Regions from separate parts of the Homo sapiens genome. Here region 2 is linked to region 1. A link is an interaction called in ENCODE POLR2A ChIA-PET data of the cell type or tissue named here. Cell type or tissue: Caco-2. All regions are shown on one strand.

Evidence for each region. ChIA-PET counts read pairs that join two places held together with the same protein. Peaks named below come from ENCODE experiments on the same cell type or tissue, not always from the same donor. Only the 100,000 strongest peaks of a DNase experiment are listed, where the experiment ranks them.
Region 2: POLR2A ChIA-PET joins it to region 1 with 5 read pairs; 4 of 35 experiments call an interaction of 5 or more read pairs at or near these places.

What each region holds. Positions count from the first base shown.
Region 1 is chr15:68,748,652-68,752,651 of GRCh38, forward strand. It overlaps the pseudogene CARS1P1. Among named protein-coding and RNA genes, the nearest start is that of MIR4312, 51 kb to the right of the region's middle. In Caco-2, no CTCF peak of the experiment used is centred here; no DNase peak of the experiment used is centred here.
Region 2 is chr15:68,882,920-68,886,919 of GRCh38, forward strand. No RefSeq gene overlaps it. Among named protein-coding and RNA genes, the nearest start is that of SPESP1, 46 kb to the right of the region's middle. In Caco-2, no CTCF peak of the experiment used is centred here; a DNase peak (open chromatin) is centred at 2,272.

The sequences.
Region 1 (4,000 bases):
GTGAAACCCGTCTCTACTAAAAATACAAAAAATTAGCTGGGCATGGTGGCAGGTGCCTGTAATCCCAGCTATTTTGGGAGGCTGAGGCAGGAGAATTGCTTGAACCTGGGAGGTATAAGTTGCAGTTAGCCGAGATCACGCCACTGCATTCCAGCCTGGGCGACAGAGCAAGACTGTGTCTCAAAAAAAAAAACCAAAAAAACCAGAAATATTATGTGACACAACTCAACACTCAGCCAGGCCAGGTGGCTCATAACTGTAATCCCAGCACTTCAGGCAGGAGGATTGCCTGAGCTCAGGAGTTTGTGACCAGCCTGGGCAATAAAGGGAGGCCTCATCTCTACTGAAAAAATAAATCAGCCAGGTGTGGTTGTGTGCACTGTAGTCTCACCTATTCAAGAGGCTGAGGTGGGAGGATTGCATAAGCCCCAGAGATCAAGGCTGCAGTGAGCTGTGAAGGCACCACTGTACTCCAACCCGAGTGACAGAGCAAGACCCTGTCTCAAACAAGCAAGCAAAAAACCCCCCAAAAATATATATTAACAATTCAACCTCATTCACATTTAAAACTCTTATCACACTAGGAGTAGAAGGGAACTTCCTCACCCGGATAAAAGGCACCTAAAAAGTAATTACACCTCTCATCATACCTAATGGTGAAAGGTGAATACTTTCTTCTAAGATTGGGAACAAGGGTAAAGATAGCCATTCTCACAACTTCTATTCAGAATTGTACTGGAGGTCCTAGCCTGTGTAATAAATCAAGAAAAAGAAATAAAAGGTAAGTAGATTGAAAAAGAAGAAGGGGAAGTATCTGTCGCCGTGGCTACGGGCCTGGGATTCCCAGCCATGGCTGTTTCCTCTGGGGAGCAGGGTAAAGGCCAGAGAGTACAGCCTCCGTGGTCCGTTCCTACTGAGCCCAGCCAAGCCATGTAAGCTTCACCTTTGCAACAGCCTCACTGGGAGCAAGGACACATTTGTACCTATAGGTGGGAGAAAGGTGACATGGTCCAGGCCGACCATCTAAGGTGCATGTCACACAGGGCACGCCAGGTCCTACATCTCTTTCATTATCTTGAGAAGAGTGTTGAAGGATGACTTCAAATGTGATGTCCTTTATTGCATGAATATTAGGGACATTGGTGATAAGAACTACTTGTTGAGGAGTATAGGGAGAAGAAGTCCCAGGTGGCACAGCTGCTAGGGAATGTTCACACTGCCCTGAAGCCATTTTCAGTAAAATTCAATGAGACCACAGATCCTGATAAAAAGCAGATGCTGTAATGAATTCAGCACACAGTGAAGCTTGCCACAGAACCGCCTGAGAAAGCTGTGTAGTGCAGACTTGCTGGAGAGGAAGTCAACAGCTGTGTGCAAGGATTGTTGGAAGAGGCCAAGGATTTGCTTTCTGAGTTGCTGGATTCCACATTCTGGAGTCAGGTGACTGACAATTTCATTTTCTCCAAACTGCCCAAGTTCTGGGATGGGGAGTTCCACAAATACATGGACACTCTGAACGTCCTCTCTCTGGATGTTTTAACCAGAGTTAGTGCGTATGTGCCAGAAATTGTGAATTTTGGCCGGGCGCGGTGGCTCACGCCTGTAATCCCAGGACTTTGGGAGGCTGAGACGGGCAGATCACGAGGTCAGGAGATTGAGACCATCCTGGCTAACACAGTGAAACCCCGTCTCTACTAAAAATACAAAAAATTAGCCGGGCGTGGTGGTGTGCGCCTGTAGTCTCAGCTACTCGGGAGGCTGAGGCAGGAGAATGGCGTGAACCCAGGACGCGGAGCCTACAGTGAGCTGAGATCGCACCATTGCACTTCAGCCTGGGCAACAAAGCGAGACTCCATCTCAAACAAAAAAAAAAAAAAAAGAAAGAAACTGTGAATTTTTTCCATAAGATTGTGGACAATGGTTGCAGCTATGCTTCCAATGGGTCCACTTTGATATAGCAAAGTTTGCTTCTAGTGAGAAACACTGCTATGGGAAGCTGGTGCCCAAAGCTGTTAGGGATCAGAAAGCTCTTCAGGAAAAGGACAGTTAAAAAAAGAAATGAATGAATAAAAGAACAAAAAAGATAAGCTGTGCACTCTCCTAATCGTATACAATCTGGATTGTGTTTACCCTTCATGGTTATGGTGGAATGTGCTGAATCCACCACTCAGTCACAGGAAAGTGCTTTTTCACCTAAATAAATTTTAGGGGTTGGGCATGGTGGTTCACACCTGTAATCCCAGCACCTTGGGAGGCCAAGGCAGGCAGACCACATGAAGCCAGGAGTTCGAGACCAGCCTGGCCAACATGGCAAAACCCCATCTCTACTAAAAATACAAAAATTAGCTGGGCGTGGTGCCACGTGCCTGTAATCCCAGCTCCTCAGGGGGCTGAGGCCCGAGAATCACTCAAACCCAGGAGGTTGCAGTGAGCTAAGTTTGTACCACTGCACTCTAGACTGGGCAACAGAGCGAGACCCTGTCTTAAAAAGAAAATAAAAGAATTTCTAGGAGTTTTCTATACTAAGACCATGAAATGAGTTTTTTTTTTAATCGATGCATGGTAATTGTACTTATTTTGGGGTGTATACAATATGTAGTAATCAAGTTACAGCGGTTGGATATCCATCACTTCAAATATTTGTCATTTCTTTGTGTTTTGAGTTTTTATTTTTTTTAGAGGCAGGGTCTCATTCAGTCACCCTGGCTGGAGTGCAGTGGTGGGATCTTAGCTCGCTACAGACTCAAACTCCTGGGCACAAGCAATCCTCCCACCTCAACCTTCTGAGTAGCTGGGACTACAGGCTCATGCCACCACGCCTGGCTAATTTTTAAATTTTTTTCTAGAGACAGCGCCTCACTATGTTGCCCAGGCTGGTCTCAAAGTCCTGGCCTCAAGGGATCCCCTTGCCTCAGCCTCCCAAAGTGCTGGGATTATAGGTGTGAGCCACCACACCCAGCCTCTTTAGGCAATTCTGAAGTATGAAACAATTTGTTGATGGCTGTGGTTACCCTTCTCTGTGTTAGAAAAAAAAAGAAAGGAAAAAGGAAAGAAAAAGAAGCAATGCTGTCTTATTTGCAGATAATAGTAAACATAGGAAGAAAATCTAAGTGAATGTATTAAAAAGCTACTAGAGTTACTGAGTTTAGCAAAATTACAGAATACAAGGTCAATATATAGAGATATCATTTGTTCTTCCTCCCCTCCCCTCCCCTCTCCTCCTCTCCCCTCTCCTCCTCTCCCCTCCCCTCTCCTCCTCTCCCCTCTCCTCTCCTCCCCTCCCCTCTCCTCTCCTCCCCTCCCCTCTCCTCCCCTCTTTTTCTTTGTCTTTTTCTTTTTCTTTGAGACACCCCTCCCCTCTTTTTCTTTTTCTTTTTCTTTGAGAAGCCCCTCCCCACTTTTTCTTTATCTTTTTCTTTTTCTTTGAGACAGAGTCTCACTGTCGCCCAGGCTGGAGTGCAATGCCAAGATCTCAGCTCACTGCAACCTCCGACTTTCGGGTTCAAGCAATTCTCCTGCCTCAGCCTCCCCAGTAGCTGGGATTATAGGTGCACACCACCATGCCCAGCTAATTTTTGTATTTTTAGTAGAGATGGGGTTTCACCATGTTGGCCAGGCTAGTCTGGAACCACTGGGCTCAAGTGATCCACCCACCTCGGGCCTCCCAAAGTGCTGAGATTATAGGCGTGTGCCACCACACCCAGCCAGTACTTTTTAAAATGCCGCAAATAATTAGAAAAAGAAATTAAGAATCAATACTGGCCAGGCCCGTTGGCTCACGCCTGTAATCCCAGCACTTTGGGAGGCCGAGGTGGATCGCCTGAGGTCAGGAGTTCGAGACCAGCCATGGTCAACATGGTGAAACTCCGTCTCTACTAAAAATACAAAAAATTAGCCAGACGTGGTGGTGGGCGCCTGTAATCCCAGCTACTTGGGAGGCTGAGGCAGGGGAACCACTTGAACCCGAGAGGCAGAGGTTGCAGTGAGCCGAGATCGCGCC
Region 2 (4,000 bases), 130 kb after region 1:
CGTTCTAATTGTACCAAGTTTGAATCAATCACTTTGTAAGTTGAAGTATTCAAAAAGCTTATATAACCAACTACATGCTCACCATTTAAACATTTTTTTACAACATATATTAGAAAATACCCTCCCTCCAATATTTTACAAATAGAACTTATGTTTGCAGTTTCTTTCTAAGGTAATTGTAAAATCTGACTTTGATTATTTCACATATTAAAAATGATATAAAGGCTTATATCATAGATTTAAAGGCTGAGTGGTTTACTCTGTGTTACTCAGCTCAGCACTGCTAAGGCTGCCACTGTCAGGTACGTTGTGCCACCTGATGTGAGGCCGAATGAAGCACATGGCACTGCACTTGCAGTATCCTTCCCTAAAAGAGAAAAACAGTAAATCTAATCAACCAGGAGAATCAAACATCATGGTGAACAGCATCACAGAAATACAGTCAGCCTCATGGTACCCGTATGTCAAAAGATATCACCACTTTTCAGATTACTGGTATACATGACTGAACTGGTTCCAGAAAGTTAAAAATGTATGTACTCACCATAGTGAGCAGAAATTCATCTTACTGCAGAATTGCTTATTAAAATCAATTTTAAGTAATGTGCACTATTTGAATTTGGCAAAATGATATTTGTATTGCATGAATTTGCAAACAATTGAGGTTAAATGTATTTTTTTGCCTATTAGTTATTTTTGTTTTTTTCTTTTTCTTTTTTTTTTTTTTGAGATGGAGTCTCTCACTCTGTCAGCCAGGTTGGAGTGCAGTGGTGGATCTCAGCTCACTGCAACTTCCACCTCCCAGGTTCAAGTGATTCTCCTACCTCAGCCTCCCTAGTAGCTGGGATTACAGGTGCCCACCACCACACTACTCCTGACCTCAGGTGATCTGCCCACCTTGACCTCCCAAAGTGCTGGGATTACAGGCTTGAGCCACCTCACCCAGCACTTTTTAAAAATAATTATCTATTGATATTTTTTCCCCATTGATTTGTTTGGACCTTTAGGGCTTTTTTGTTATATATATGAGATTTTCACTTAGTAAAGATTTTTACACATTTATCATAATTGTTGCAATTTTTTCCAATGTAATTAAATCTACTGCTACTTTCCTTTTCCTTTGAGGTTTTTTTTTTTTTTTTTTTTTTTTTTTTGAGACAAGGGCTCACTCTGTCACCCAGGCTGGAGAGCAGTGGTGCAATCTCAGCTCCCTATGGCCTCAACATCCTGGGCTCAAGTGATCCTCTCACCTCAGCCTCCTGAGTAGCTGAGACTACAGGTGCATGCTACCACACCTGACTAATTAAATATCTTTTTTTTTTTTTTTTTTTTGTAGAGACTGAATTTTGCCATGTTGCCCAGGCTGGTCTCGAACTCCTGGGCTCAAGCTGTTCTCTTGCCTAGGCCTCCCAAAGTGTTTGTACTAAAGGCATGAGCCAGTGCACCCAGCAGAATTTCTAAAATTGCTCTTTAACTTAGGAAATTAATTATTCCCCATTGAGGGAGGGAGATTCTGTTTGGTGAATAGAACCTGATAGATATGCAACTTTATTTTCTCTATTTATGGACTGACATTTACATATTAACTATTTGATCTACCTAGGCGTTTCTGGTATAAGATAGGAAAAGATAATTTAACTTATATTTTCCCCAAATAAAAAATTCTTGGCTTGAACACCATATTGAATAATTCCTACTTTCTTATGGCTATTGGCAAGTGAAGTTATTATGTCATCAATTCCTTCTTTATTGCTGATCTAGGAAGACCAATTCTCTCAAAACTTGAATTACTTTGGTCTAGATGTATTCTGCTAAATTTTGTTATTTTTTTTTAGGTAAAAATGGAAGCTAGCTTTTTCCTCCCTATGTTACTGAGTGACAAATAATGGATCATCATTTGCAGTTTACATTAGTGAATATTTTCCCTGTTTATATTTTGTAAACTGATATCATTTGATTTTCACTAATAGCAATAAATTTTGATTTCAGTTTGCATGCACTCATCTAAAAATTGGAAAGCCAATTTCTTCAATTACTGTAAGTAAAATCCTGACTGATTCTAAATTTAAAATATATTCCTAAAGGGGAAGTACAAAATTAAGAAAAAAAATCAACTCACAAAACAGAGAAAATAATAACAGTCAACAAGTTGATTAGACTAATAGACCACAAAGACATAAAGAGGAGGTGAGTTTTGTCATGGGAGAAAGGGAAGAAGAGGACCTCCCCCGACCCGACCCCCGAGGACAGTGCCAAAATGGGTTGCCCAGACATTCCAGAGAAAATTGCGAAATCCAGCAGGAATCCAGCCAGGCTAGATTCTGGTCTTCTGCTGGAATGTGTCATTTAATATATATAAAACCCGGTGGTGAAACATTGGCTGCCTCTAGATACACTGCTGGGTTTAAATATATTAAATGATGCCAAAGAAAGAATACATGCCAAGTTTCTACGAGCCTTACACAGTCATTCCTGCATGTCAAAATTGGGCAAGTAACTAGGAGGCCAGAGGTGCTAGAACTGAGTAGGAAAATAATCTGAAGACAGCAGAGCCATGCTAGCAATGAAATTATTAATACATTATTAAAACATTCTACTTTTCACAATCTAACACTGTAAATTCCTTCTTCTACAAATTAGTAAACAAATAAGCCAAATTGTTCAAGCTAAGTTGTACAACCTTTTCAAAGGCAATAGTAGAAAATGTTCACAAACTATTCATTGAGGGCCCACAGTGAGCTACATCAGAATGTGTTAAATTAAATATGCACCTTAGTTTACTGTGCTTTAGTAATAAAGATAAAGGATCTGTATTGACATTATGTTTTATGTTTCTTCCCTATGGGGGAGAAAAACCAAACACAAAATTTGTCCTTGAAAGCAGAGAGTAGTGACATGTGTTTCATGATACTGGTATCATTTATCACTAAAAAGTGGAGCCAGGCTGGGAGGAAGGGTTTGGAACAAACTATGCATGCACTGGACACATGAAACAACTGCAGCTGTTATCATCACTAGCCGCATAAAGGACCACTCTGTGACAATGCCTAAGGCCTATATATATGTCGGACCAATAAAGAATGGGCCATACAGATGTGCAATATCAGTACAGAATGTTCAAGTACTTGCTGTGGATCTCTCCCTATCCACTGCAGTTAACTCTCCAGATTATTCCCTGTGTGGGTCATACCTCATCCATGAGCCTCCAGGGATGGAGCACTAACCTCTGAATATTCCTGCTTTTGGTGTAGCTCCCAACAGGCTCTTCTAGGTACTCACTGAATAACTTTCCAGAGGGGCTTCACAGTTTATAGAGGAGCTATTTGGAAAGTCTCACAGGCATTAATTTAATTTGTGCCTCGCGGGGGTCGGGGAAGACAACATTTGGGAAAAACATGGCTACTTTTGCACAAAATAAATTTTTGCATATGGGAGAGATTTTGCCTCTTAAACAATATGTTCTTTTCTCCAAAGTTGCAGCTAAACTTCTAGACGCAAATTTTTCAGATCTTGAATTACACTTGAAAAATGAGGAAGAACAGATAGTGAAAGATAATTTTACGGTTGTGGAAAGTACTGACATCTGAGTCGGAAGAACAGAGTTTAAGGTTCAACTCAGTCAATTTCTAACTGTGTGATCTTGGGCAAATTGTTTGGCATAAACAAAAGATATAAACAAATATATTCTAACAGTGAATGTGAAAGCAAATACATACAACTGTTAGGTTTTCTTATTATCACATCCCCCCTCAGATTTGAGATTAGATCAATACTTTACAAAAAGCTGCCTTAAAATCAGAAAATGAGCCAGGTGCAGTGGTGTACACCTGTAATCCCAGCACTTTAGGAGGCTGAGGTGGAAGGATCGCTTGAGCCCAAGAGTTCAAGGCTAACCTGGGCAACATAATGAGACCCTATCTCTAAAAAAAAAAAAATAAGCTGGGCATGGTGGTGTTCGCCCGTGGTCCTCGATACTTGGGAGACTGAGGTGGGAGGATTG